Regions from separate parts of the Homo sapiens genome. Here region 2 is linked to region 1. A link is a contact called in ENCODE Hi-C or POLR2A ChIA-PET data. All regions are on one chromosome and are shown on one strand. The core of a region is the stretch at or near the end of the contact, and the rest is flanking DNA. Distances in the headings are between cores, read along the strand shown. Region 1 overlaps SMARCC1 (SWI/SNF related BAF chromatin remodeling complex subunit C1). Region 2 overlaps DHX30 (DExH-box helicase 30).

Region 1 (6,060 bases), core at 714-3,213:
CTTTACAGAGCAAACTATAAACTGCACTCCAGCCTGGGCGACAGAGGGAGACTCTGACTCAAAAAAAAAAAAAAAAAAACAAAAACCTACAATCTAATTTTCAAAATTAGAATATTGTGACTTTGTAAAGTTGTAATGAAATGACTCTAGGCAGTGAACATCAATGTCTGCCCACTACACACATAAACAACCAGATATTGTATACCTCCAGATAGAAGAATAAAACATTATCTATGATTATTATTGTTGCCAAAAAAAGATAAGGAACCAAATCAGACTAAGCTTCTACCACCAGTTTACAAGAAATTTAGAAGACCATGTTAAATGATAAACTGGAGGCATATAAGCAAAATCTAATAAAACATGGACAATCCTACGAGACAACTGTTTCAGTAGAGCGGGAGGTACTTGTGAGGAAAAGAGACGGAAGAGATAGAAAACTTTAACTTTTTCGAAGAGAGTTAGTCATATCAACCAAAGGCAATGTCTGCACTGCACCTTGTTTGAATATTAATTCAAATAAGATATAAAAATCATTTATGAGATAAGGGAAATTTGAACACTCAACGATTTAATATTAAAAATTATTGCTAATTTTCATATCTGTAATAATGGTAGTGTTATTACACTTTCTAAAATCCTATTTGAGAAATAAATACATGGCAAAATATCTAAACTTGACCCTTAAACAACATAGGCTGGAAATGAGGTCTATTCATATGTGGATTTTCTTCTACCTCTACCATCCAAGAAAGCAAGAACAGCCTTTCTCTTTTCCCTTACTCCTCCAACTACTCAACGTGAAGACAAGGATGAGTATCTTTACGATACACTTCCATTTAATGAATAACAAATATATTTTCCTTTCCTTATTCTTCAATTCTTCACCCCTCATTCTTCATACTTGTATACCTGTTTTCAGAGCTCTAATTGCCTCCAGGATATCTATTTATTTTACTATTATTTTAAAAAATAGAGATGGGGTCTTGCTATGTTGCCCAGGTTAGTCTTGAACTCCTGGACTTAAGTGATTCTTCTGCCTCAGCCTCCCAAAGTGCTCAGATTATAGGTGTGAGTTACCACACCTGGCACCACTATGATGTTTGCCACCCTTTTGGGGTATGGCATACTAGACCATCCTGTGGGGATGGCCTCCAGGGTATTATAGCTTGCTGTCATCATACAAAGCTCCTTATTTGAGGCCAGCTTTTGTCACTTCCCCACAAAACTGTTTGGTTCTATTGTTGTCTTGCCTTTGGCTCAGTGCATTTTTGTTTTTCCTTTTAGAAGTTTGCTTCTGATGCCCTTTTACAGGCATGAGCCACCACACCAGCCTAATGATTATAGTTCTAATTTGCATTCCTCTTTCGGGTTGAAGCTTGAACATCTATCTGTATTATTAGAAAGCAAAACTTAATATAAACATTCTCAAGATAGGGTTCCAGCCTGCTGGGTGACAGAGCAAGACTCCGTCTCAAAAAAGAAAAAAAAAAAAACATGTAACAATCTCTTTAGAACTGTAGGAAAAAATAAACAACGTCCTAATCTCTGGGCATGTGGGCACTAACAGTCAACTCTCTATTACTTAATTGAACTTGGTATTTAATCTCTCCTTTGGGAGATCCGTTTGGATTTCCATGAATAGGTCAAACTTGTTATCCTTCAGTTACATATAACTATACTTCAACTCTATACAAAGTTTTATCCTTCAGGAGAAAAACCATAAATAAGACACTCATTGATTTTACCTATTTAGAAACATCCAGAAAGATCAAACTTAACATTTCAATTCTGTAATCTCTCTTTCTGTTTTTGACACAGGGTCTCTGTCACCCAGGCTGGAGTGCAGTGGTGCAATCTTGGTTCACTGCAGCCTCTACATCCTGAACTCAAGTGATCCTCCCACCTCAGCATCCGGAGTAGCTGGGACTATAGGCATGCACCACCACACCCAGCTAATTTTCCTATTTTTTGTAGAGGCTGAGTTTTCCCACATTGCCTGGGCTGGGTTCAAACTCCTGGGCTCAAGCAATCCGCTGACCTCAGCCTCCCAAAGTGCTGGGATTACAGGCATGAGCCACCACAGCTGGCCAATTCTGTAATATTAATCTGTACAGTCTCTTCACAAATATGCTAGTAATTACCAGGTATTCCCATTCAACCTCATATGCATGACATTAGAGCTTCGTGTCACTAGAGACTAAAACAAAGACTACTGAGAAGTCAGTAAGAAAGCAGAACCACAATGAAATAAGAAGAAAATAGTGCTTGCCGTAATAACAAAACCAGCAAACTTTGGACCTAAAGCCAGAAATGCAACCTAGACTGTGAGGTTCAATTAAAGAACACAGACAAAGTTCTGAGAGGCATGTTAGGCATGGGGCAAGAATGACAGGTCAGTATTCAGATATCCAAACAGAGTGGGGAGTTACTAAAATATGCACTCACTTCAAGTGTGCGAGGCACAAGAGATGAGAGAAGGTGCACACTGAAACTGGACACATAACTATACCTGAAAGGAAATAATTCTGGCACAATCTGCATAAAAGACTTGGAAAAATTCTTATTCCTGACAATGCTAACCCTATCCTTTACGTCTTTTTTAGTCCCACTTTTAATTTTAAGGAAACTGTATTACATATATCTTCCTTTTTTTTTGAGACAAGCCACTGCACCCGGCCTGTATTACACGTATCTTTCTAAACTACTGCAAGTGATTTCAGATAAAAATATTTCACTGTGGCCGGGCATGGTGACTCATGCCTGTAATCCCAGCATTTTGGGAGGCCGAGTCTGGCGGGTCACCTGAGTCAGGAGTTCAAGACCAGCCTGGCCAACATGGAGAAACCTGGTCTCTACTAAAAATACAAAAATTAGCCATGTGTGGTGGCAGGCACCTGTAATCCCAGCTACTCAGGAGGGTGAGGCAGGAGAACTGCTTGAACCTGGGAGGTAGAGGTTGCAGTGAGCCGAGATTACACCACTGCACTCCGGCCTGGGTGACAGAGCGAGACTATGTCTCAAAAAAAAAAAAAAAAAATTTCATTGTGCAGAAACTACAGACACAAAGCAAGTTCCACAATATGTGACCTAGGAAAAATCATATCACTTTGGTATTCTATCCTCAAGTGTCCAGGTTAGGACTTGTGATAAAAGCTAAACAAGAACCAAGGACAGAAAAGAGTTCCAACTGGGAACCCAGAGTTAACAGTAGGGTACAAACCATCTCTACAAGTACAGAGACATGCCGTTGCTCCTAGATAGGGAATACCATCGTGAGAGGTCCAACATCAGAGCTAGACACAGAACTGGAAAACAGAGAGCTACCTCTGATAACAAAAAGAAACAAGTCTCATGCTACTTTAGTCAATATCTTTTTTTTTGGAGACAGCCCAGGCAGGAGTGCAGTGGCGCAATCTCAGCTCACTGCAACCTCCGTCTCCCGGGTTCAAGCAATTCTCCTGTCTCAGCCTCCTGAGTACCTGGGATTACAAGTGCCTGCCACCAAGTCTGGCTAATTTTTTTTGTATTTTTAGTAGAGACAGGGTTTCGCCATGATGGCCAGTCTGGACTCGAACTCCTGACCTCAGGTGATCCAAATCAATATCTATTAAACACCATCCATATATAAAAAGTTTCAGTAAATACACATGTAAGTTTGTATCTCCTACTATTTACTATATAAATAATTTATTTAATTACACACTTGTCCTTATTGTTGATCTAAATATTTATTTGCACTTCCCAACCATAAAGTATTGGGTTAGCTTAACTTTTAAAGTAAAATATATAAATTACATGTGTATTCTCCTGGAAAGATGCTAAGGTTATAAACTGTGCACCACTAACTCAACTGAAAATACCAAACAATTTCAGGACAATATACTCCACTCCCCCAACCCTACCCTGTGAACTATGTCCCTGACAACCCCACAGCTCAGGACATCACTAGTCCCAGTAACTGATGGAAACTCCAGAGTTCAAGAGAAAAAAAAGAAATAGTACCAAGAGAGACAGCTAGAAAAGGGGAAAAGACTGAAGGGAGCAAAATGGCAGGAATATCTGCAGGGATTCTCAATCTATCTACAACACTGACCTAGGCAAAGATCTCTATTTCTTTTATCCCTGTCCTGAGGATAGCAAAATGGAATACTCTTGCAGGCCTAGATAACTTTATCTCTTAAAACTGCTATCTGGCCAGGCACGGTGGCTCACACCTGTAATCCTAGCACCTTGGAAGGTCAAGGCAGGTAGATCGCCTGAGGTCAGGAGTTCGAGACCAGCCTGGCCAACATGGTGAAACCCCATCTCTACTAAAAATGCAAAAATTAGCTGGGCATGTGGTGGCAGGTGCCTGTAATCCCAGTTACTCAGGAGGCTGAGGCAGGAGAATCACTGGAAGGTTGCAGTGAGCTGAGATGGTGCCACTTCACTCCAGCCTGGGCGAAAAAGCGCAACTAAGTCTCAAAAAAACAAAACAAACAAACAAAAATACTATCTATCCACTTCAAATATAATGTATGAGTTCATTATACACACACATTTCATGGCAAGCCTACCTTCTAATTTGCTAACAATGTACACCTGTTACTATAAAAATCAAATATAAGAAATCACTTCCCTAATAAATACTTGGTTGTGGCCGGGTGCGGTGGCTCACGCCTGTAATCCCAGCACTTTGGGAGGCTGAGATGGGTGGAGTGCTTGAGGCCAGGAGTTTGAGAGCAGCCTGACCAACATGACAAAACCCTATTTCTACTAAAAATAGAAAAATTAGCCAGGCATGGTGGTGCACGCCTACAGTCCCAGCTACTCAGGAGGCTGGGGCATGAGAATTGCTTGAATCTGATGCGCGGGATGCAGTGACCTGAGATTCCACCACTGCACTTCTAGCCTTGCCAACAGCCTTGGTTGGTCCTATTTTTAAGACCCTGTCTCAAAAATAAATAAATACGTGGTTGCTTGATATTTTTCTTGGATGTAGAAACAAGGTAAATTAGGGCTCTTGGTAAAACACATTAATCATCATGTGCTTACAGGATTTTCTAACACAAGGAAACAGGACTTAAAAGTAAATAACTTAAGATCAAAACATGCAAACAAATACAAAAACTTACCATCCCTGTTCATTTTTATACTTGTAAGCAGCCCCAAGAATGTGACATAAGGCGCCTCCAGCTTTGAAATCCATGAAACACTTTGCCTAAAAATGATACAAATTACACATGAGAAAAATAAAGCTTCTGACAAAATTACTCATGTCTTAATTCTAAGTTTTATAAATTCAAATATATAAACAAATACTAATTAAACAACCTCCTTAAACATCTTCTTGAATAAACTGAGGAATCAATACATTTTTCTAAAAGTAGATTAGGCTGGGCATGGTGGCTCATGCCTGTAATCCCAACACTCTGGGAGCGTGAAACAGGAGGATCACTTAAGCCCAGGAGTTCAAGACCAGTCTGGGCAACACAGGGAGATCCAGTCTCTAGAAAAAAATTTAAAAATTAGCTGTGCATTGTGGCACACACCTGCAATCCTATCCAGGAGGCTGGGGTGGGAGGATCACTTCAGCCTGAGAGGTTGAGCCTGCGGTGAGCCCTGATCGCCCTACTGCACTCCAGCCCTGGATGACAGAGTGAGATGCTGTCTCAAGAAAAATCAAATGAAATAAACTGAAGTGAAACTACTTTCTTGTAGCCAGTACAGTGGCTCACACCTATAGTCGCAGCTACTTGGGAGGCTGAGATGAAAGAATCACTTGAGCACAGAAATTCAAAACCAGCCTGGACAATATAGCAAGACCCCATACCCCTCCCCAAAAGAATTCCTTTTAAATTCCATAAACATATTATAATTTGAGTAATTAGTCTGTCAAAAGAAAGATTTTAAAAAGCTAAATATAGGCCAGGAGCAGTGGCTCACATCAGTAATTTTTTTTTTTTTTTTTTTTTGAGATAGAATTTTGCTTTTGTTGCCCAGGCTGGAGTGCAATGGTGCTATCTCGGCTCACTGCAACCTACGCCTCCCAGGTTCAAGTGATTCTCCTGCCTCAGC
Region 2 (6,500 bases), core at 3,536-6,035, 82 kb after region 1:
AAACATACAAAAAATTAGCTGGGTGTGGTGGTGCATGCCTGTAATCCCAGCTACTTGGGAGGCTGAGGCAGGAGAATTGCTTGAACGCAGGAGGCGGGGGTTGCAGTGAGCTGAGATCGCACCACTACACTATAGCCTGGGCAACAGAGCGAGACTCCATCTCAAAAAAAAAAAAGAGACCTGCGGCTTATGTGGAAGGGGAAGCCATGAGGACGGATGACCTGGTAGGGCAGTCGGGTGCCCACCTGGCTCCTGTAGCTCCTCTTACCCGTCTCCTTGCCAGCCAAGTGGATCCTTTCTTGCCATTTTGACCACGTGTAATATATGTATATATGGTTGGGTAAGTTGCCAAAATATAGGCTGAGACTCCTGGTTTCTTTAGGTGTTGGTGGTCCCTTCCACTGTCCCTGCGGAAGTTCTCTGCTCTGCCCCAAAGCCTGAACTATCTTGGACTTCCTCTTGTTGCCTTTTTCTGGGGCCTCCAAAGTATAGGTTCCTAAAGCATTCTCCCGTGTATTCAGCAGATCCTTTACGCCTTAATTCTGTGCTGCTAGATGTAGTTGTTTAGCACATGTAGTACCAGATGTCATCCCCGATCCAGAAGTGGATAGAGAGATTGCTGAGCCAGTAAATGCTTTCTTTTTTCAGAACTTCCCTCCTTTTTCACAGGGAAAGGAATCAACTTTCTCTCCTCCAAGAATACGGAGAAGGCTTAATGTTGGTGTAAAGAAAGGGGTGCATGCGTAAGGCTCTCTCTTTTTTTTTTTTTGCCTTTGTTTTATTTCTTCTTTCTATTTTTATTTATTTATTTATTTATTTATGAGATGGAGTCTCACTCTGTCACCCAGGCTGGAATGTGGTGGCATGATGTCGGCTCACTGCAACCTCTGCCTCCTGGATTCATGTGATTCTTGTGCCTCAGCCTCCCTGGTAACCGGAACTACAGGCATGCACCAGCATGCCCAGCTGATTTTTTTGTATTTTCAGTAGAGACGGGGTTTCACCATTTTGCCCAGGCTGGTCTCCAACTCCTGGGCTCAAGTGATTTGCCTGCCTCAGCCTCCCAAAGTGCTGGGATTACAGGCATGAGCCACCATGCCTGGCCTTTTTCCTAACTTTCTTTTTTCTTTTTTTGATGGAGTTTCGCTCTTGTTGCCCAGGTGGGAGTGCAATGGTGCGATCTTGGCTCACCGCAACCTCCGCCTCCTGGGTTCAAGTGATTCTCTTGCCCCAGCCCCCCGAGTACCGGGGAATACAGGCATGTGCCACTATGCCTGGCTAATTTTTTGTATTTTTTTAGTAGAGATGGGGTTTCTCCATGTTGGTCAGGCTGGTCTCAAACTCCTGACCTCAGGCAATCTGCCCGCTTCGGCCTCCCAAAGTGTTGGGATTACAGGCATGAGCCACCGTGCCCAGCCCTTTTTTCTAACTTTCTTTAAGGTCCTTTACTGATTGATTGATTGATTGAGATGGAGTCTCACTCTGTTGTCCAGGCTGGAGTGCAATGGCGCAATGTCGGCTCACTGCAACCTCCCTCCTGGGTTTGAGCCATTCTCCTGCCTCGGCCTCTTGAGTAGCTGGGATTACAGGCACCTGCCACCATGCCCAGAGCTAATTTCTGTATTTTTAGTAGAGATGGAGTTTCACCACACTGGCCAGGCTGGCCTTGAACTCCTGACCTCAGGTGATCCACCCTCCTCGGCCTCCCAAAGTGCTGGGATGACAGGCATGAGCCACCGTACCTGGTCTTTAAGGTCCTTTAGAGGAGGAGTTGGTAATCTTTTTTTTGTAATCATCAGGTAATAAATATTTTACGCTGTGTGGGGCATATGCTTTCTGTTGCAGTTATTTGACTCTGCCATTATAGAATGAAAGCAGTCATAGATAATAGCAAATAACATAGTAAATGAGTGTGGCTCTGTTCCAATAAAACTTTCTAACAACAGGCAGGGGTCTGGATTTGGTCTGCAGGCTGTAGTTTTCCAACTCCTGCTCTAGACCAGTGAGGAGAAGAACACAGAAGCAGAAGAGTTCCAAGAGCTGCTGTAAAGAGTTGCCCTTATCTTACAAGAGTCATTGAGGTTTGTGGAGGTGAAATACTTGCTCAGGGTGACTCTTGCTGTTAGAACCCAGTTGAAATAAATGAATAGGAAAAGGGGACTGCATTAGTCCATTTTCATGCTGCTGATAAAGACATACCCAAGACTGGGTAATTTATAAAGAAAAAAAGGTTTAATGGATTCACAGTTCTATGTGGCTGGAGAGGCCTCACAACCATGGTGAAAGGCAAAAGGCACATCTTACATGGTGGCAGACAAGAGAGAAAGACAGAACCAAGTGAAAGGGGTTTTCCCAGCCGGGTGTGTTAACTCATGCCTGTAATCCCAGCACTTTGGGAGGCCGAGGTGGGTGGATCATGAGGTCAGGAGTTCAAGACCAGCCTGGCCAATATGGTGAAACCCTGTCTCTACTAAAAATACAAAAATTAGCTGGGCATGGTGGCACGTACCTGTAGTACCAGCTGCTTGGGAGACTGAGACAGGAGAATCGCTTGAACCCAGGAGGCAGAGGTTGCAGTGAGCCGAGATCGTGCCAGTGCATTCCAGCCTGGGTGACAGAACAAGACTCTGTCTCAAAAAAATAAACATAAAAAATAAGAAAGGCCAGGCGCAGTGGCCCACGCCCGTAATCCCAGCACTTTGAGAGGCCAAGGAAGGCGAATCATGAGGTCAGGAGATCGAGACCATCCTGGCTAACACAGTGAAACCCTGTCTCTACTAAAAATACAAAAAATTAGCCGGGTGTGGTGGCGGGCACCTGTAGTCCCAGCTACTTGGGGGGCTGAGCCAGGATAATGGTGTGAACCTGGGAGGTGGAGCTTGCAGTGAGCCGAGATTGCACCACTGCACTCCAGCCTGGGCAACAGAGCGAGACTCCATCTCAAAAAAAAAAAAAAAAAGAAAAGAAAGAAAAGAAAGGGGTTTCCCCTTATTAATCTATCAGATCTCTTGAGACTTACTCACTACTATGAGAACAATATGGGAGAAACCACCCCCATGATTCAATGACCTCCCAACCACGTCCCTCCCATGACACATGGGAATTATGGGGGCTACAATTCAAGATGAGATTTGGGTGGGGACACAACCAAACCGAGACAAAGACCCCCCTGGGAACAAACTAGTTGGTTGGCATCCCTGGTTGTTGTTTTTTTTTTTTTTTTTGTCTTTTTGAGACGGAGTCTCACTCTGTTGCCAGGCTGGAGTGCAGTGGCGCAATCTCGGCTCACTGCAACCTCCGCCTCCCGGGTTCAAGCAATTCTCCTGCCTCAGCCTCCCAAGTAGCTGGGACTACAGGCGCGTGCCACCATGCCCAGCTAATTTTTGTATTTTTAGTAGAGATGGGGTTTCACCATGTTGACCAGGATGGTCTTGATACCCTGACCTCATGATCCGCCTGCCTCAGCCTCCCAGAGTGCTGGGATTACAGGCATGAGCCACTGCGCCTGGCTGATTTTTTTTTAACATAAAAATCTAAACATCTGTTCAACACATGTGTTGTAAACTAGAAAAAATAGTATAATGAACCTGCAAGTACCTGTCACCCAGCTTCAACAATTAACAACTCATGGCCAGTGTTGCTTTGTGTATAGCTCTTCATTTTGGCTTCTTTAGAGGCAACTAAGAAATCATGGCATTTCAGCCTTATGCCAAATGGCTGTCAGAAAAGAGTGCTATCCTGAGGGCTTCCTCAAGTGCCACAAAGGGCTTGGGTCCTGCTGTCCAGGTGGGGCCTTTCTGTCTAGACTGTTGTCTCCTTCAGCTTTCAGATACCATTTTCTTTTCCTTTTTTTTTTTTTTTTTTTTTTTTGAGATGGAGCCTTGCTCTGTCACCCAGGCTGAAGTGCAGTGGCATGATCTTGGCTTACTGCAACCTCCGCCTCCTGGGTTCAAGCGATTCTCCTGCCTCAGCCTCCCGAGTAGCTGGGATTACAGGCGCGCGACACTATGCCCGGCTAATTTTTGTATTTTTAGTAGAGATGGGGTTTCACCATGTTGGCCAGGCTGGTCTCGAACTCCTGACCTCAGGTGATCTGCCTGCCTCGGCTTCCGAAAGTGCTGGGATTACAGGCGTGAGCCACTGCGCCTGGCGAGGAACAGCACTTTCACTGCTGGACTTTACGCTGGACCAGCTCAATTCTTGGCAGTTTCCAAAGCTGGGTGTTTTCACCTTCCCCTCCAGCCCTGGGGATTAAATCTGTTTCCTGAAGAGGTCTTCCTTGGCCTGGCTCCAGATTTTCTTTTTCGTTTTTTAAACTTTTAATAGAGTTGGGGTTTCACTATGCTGCCCAGACTGGTCTCAAAATCCTGGGCTCAGGGGATCCATCCGCCTCAACCTCCCAAAGTGTTGGGATTGCAGGCATGAGCCACGGCGCCTGGCCCTGGCTCCAGATCTTCACCAGGTTTACTTTGTAAGCCGTTAAATAAGATGGGGCTGCCAATTTGCCAGAGGCACGTGAGAGGTAGTTAGGAACAATTGGTAGGACCTAGAGGGAACTAACTTCGCTTCCTTAGATGACATTGAGCTAAGGCCTAGCATTATTTTCCCCCCAACAGCCTCATTCCATCTTCCTGCCTTCCATCCACACGACTGCTGGTTTAGATTTGCTGGAGAGTGAGCTCTGCAGGGTCCTAGCCCTGGGCAGCGCCGAGCCCGCCTACTGAAGGCCCAGGGCTGTGGTGAGCGAGGACGGGCTGCTGATGCCCTCGCCTAGGCTTGGGCTTCGGGTCCGCCCGGCCCGCAGGGGGCGCGCGGCGCTCGGGCCGGCCGCTCCCGTTCTCTTCGCCCGGTCCCTGCCGCGCACAGGCCTCGGGGTCGGCGGGAGCACGATGGCGGCCGCTAGGAGACTCATGGCGCTGGCCGCCGGCATCTCTCCGCGCCTGCAGCCGCTGGGTCCCCGCGCTGCTGGGCGACAGGGTCGCTCGCGCGGCTTCTCTTCAAGCTGCGCCCACCCCGACCACACCAAGGAAGCCGCCGAGGCCGAGTCAGGGATGGCCCCCGGCGGGCCTGGGGAAGGCGACGGAAGCTTGGTGAACGGTGAGGGCATCGGCGGGGGCGGGCGGTCCGCAGCGCCCTTGACTCCTGGGATGGCAGAGCTAGGGGCGCGGGCCGAAATCGGGCCTGGCGGCCGGGGGTCCTCTCTTCCATAGTGGCCAAGTTCGCCATCCGTCGGCGGGCAGCGGCCTTGCTGTTTGTAAAGCTTAGCGTGGCACAGGCCCGAATGGACCCTTAGAGTACCTGCTCCCGGCAAGAATAGGTGAGAGGTGCGAGACCTCGAGGGAGTGGGGAAAACGAGTAAAAGTCCAACTCCTGCCAGGATGAGTGGCCAAGGGCTAGAGCTTCTAGGGACAAGCATGCCCTCACCAGTGTGAGAAATAGCCCAAAGTAACTCCTGGGACATCAGGATCTCAAATAGAGACAGAATGACTGTTCTGGTGGATTCCAGCTTTGTGCCTCCCAAATAGTGCAGAGGATAAAACTGTTGAAAGCATCAAGGATGGGTAGAGAGCGCCAGCCTCCACCAACCTTATAGAGCTGAAGGTGGGGGCGGGGTGGTGGTCTCAGTGCAGCTCTATTGTTAAACCAGTGGGTGTAATGGGCTACTCGAAGTTGGGTCCCTCTGTGACGAAACCCCCCCCGCCCCGGCCAAGTCCACTTAGATATGGTTTCTTAACTGCTTAACTGCTTGACTCTTAGTTGCTTTACAAGTTACCGCTTAGAGGGAGACAGGATCAGGTGTCCTCCATCCTGGCCACTTGACACAGGAGTCTGTCCCAAGGAAACAGTCTCAAACCAGGCAGCAGAGTTACATCAGAACGCTTGGAAGCACTTTTTGAAAATATAGAGTCGCCTCCAACATCGCTCCCATTCTCAGGTCCCCTGTGGGGAGCTGGATGTCCATGCGGTGAAAAAGCTCCCCAGGTGATCAGTGTACACGCAGGTGCACATGTGCATATATACAGCTCCTTTTGGAGCTGCCAGAGGCTAGAGTGGAGAATGATATGGCCCCCCATGTTCCTAGCAGACCTCTTCATGACCTGGTTAAGCCTTGTGTCTGGTACAAGCTTACCCTAGGTAGATATCTCTTCCCTTTCTGCTCTGAGATTAATCCAAAAAACAAGAAAAAGAAGCGAGGTACCTCTCATGGTATCTGATGCATCAATTTTCCCCTTGATTCCAGAGAACTTGGGGGAGGAGTAATTCATGCCTGCTCAGATGTAGAGGTTTTCTTTCTTTTTTTTTTTTTTTTTTGAGATGGAGTTTCACTCTTGTTGCCCAGGCTGGATTGCAGTGGCGCGATCTTGCCTCACTACAACCTCCGCCTCCCGGGTTCAAGCGATTCTCCTGCTTCAGCCTCCCAAGTAGCTGGGACTACAGGCGCCTGCCACCAGGCCTGGCTAATTTTTTGTATTTTTAGTAGAGACGAGGTTTCACAAGGT

Evidence for each region. Hi-C counts contacts between places; a loop is a spot of excess contacts on that map. ChIA-PET counts read pairs that join two places held with the same protein, here RNA polymerase II (POLR2A).
Region 2: a loop to region 1 is called in a map of endothelial cell of hepatic sinusoid, with 3 times the contacts of the local background. The contact joins two enhancer-like sites. A Hi-C loop is called at or near these places in 1 of 168 maps with a recorded cell type or tissue (endothelial cell of hepatic sinusoid). POLR2A ChIA-PET finds 5 or more read pairs at or near these places in 5 of 52 experiments (AG04450, H1, Panc1 and 2 more).

What each region holds. Positions count from the first base shown.
Region 1 is chr3:47,740,791-47,746,850 of GRCh38, forward strand. SMARCC1 (SWI/SNF related BAF chromatin remodeling complex subunit C1) reads right to left here. Exons shown (of 28, transcript NM_003074.4): 3 at 5,118-5,203. Among named protein-coding and RNA genes, the nearest start is that of SMARCC1, 38 kb to the right of the region's middle. RefSeq lists an enhancer at 2,331-2,470. Within about 2 kb of position 1,964, at least 2 of the 41 ENCODE cell types and tissues checked have a DNase peak (open chromatin) inside an H3K27ac peak, as active enhancers do.
Region 2 is chr3:47,820,151-47,826,650 of GRCh38, forward strand. The region is part of intron 4 of DHX30 (DExH-box helicase 30); the gene reads left to right. Among named protein-coding and RNA genes, the nearest start is that of DHX30, 20 kb to the left of the region's middle. RefSeq lists silencers at 1,955-2,155, 4,656-4,945. Within about 2 kb of position 4,786, at least 29 of the 41 ENCODE cell types and tissues checked have a DNase peak (open chromatin) inside an H3K27ac peak, as active enhancers do.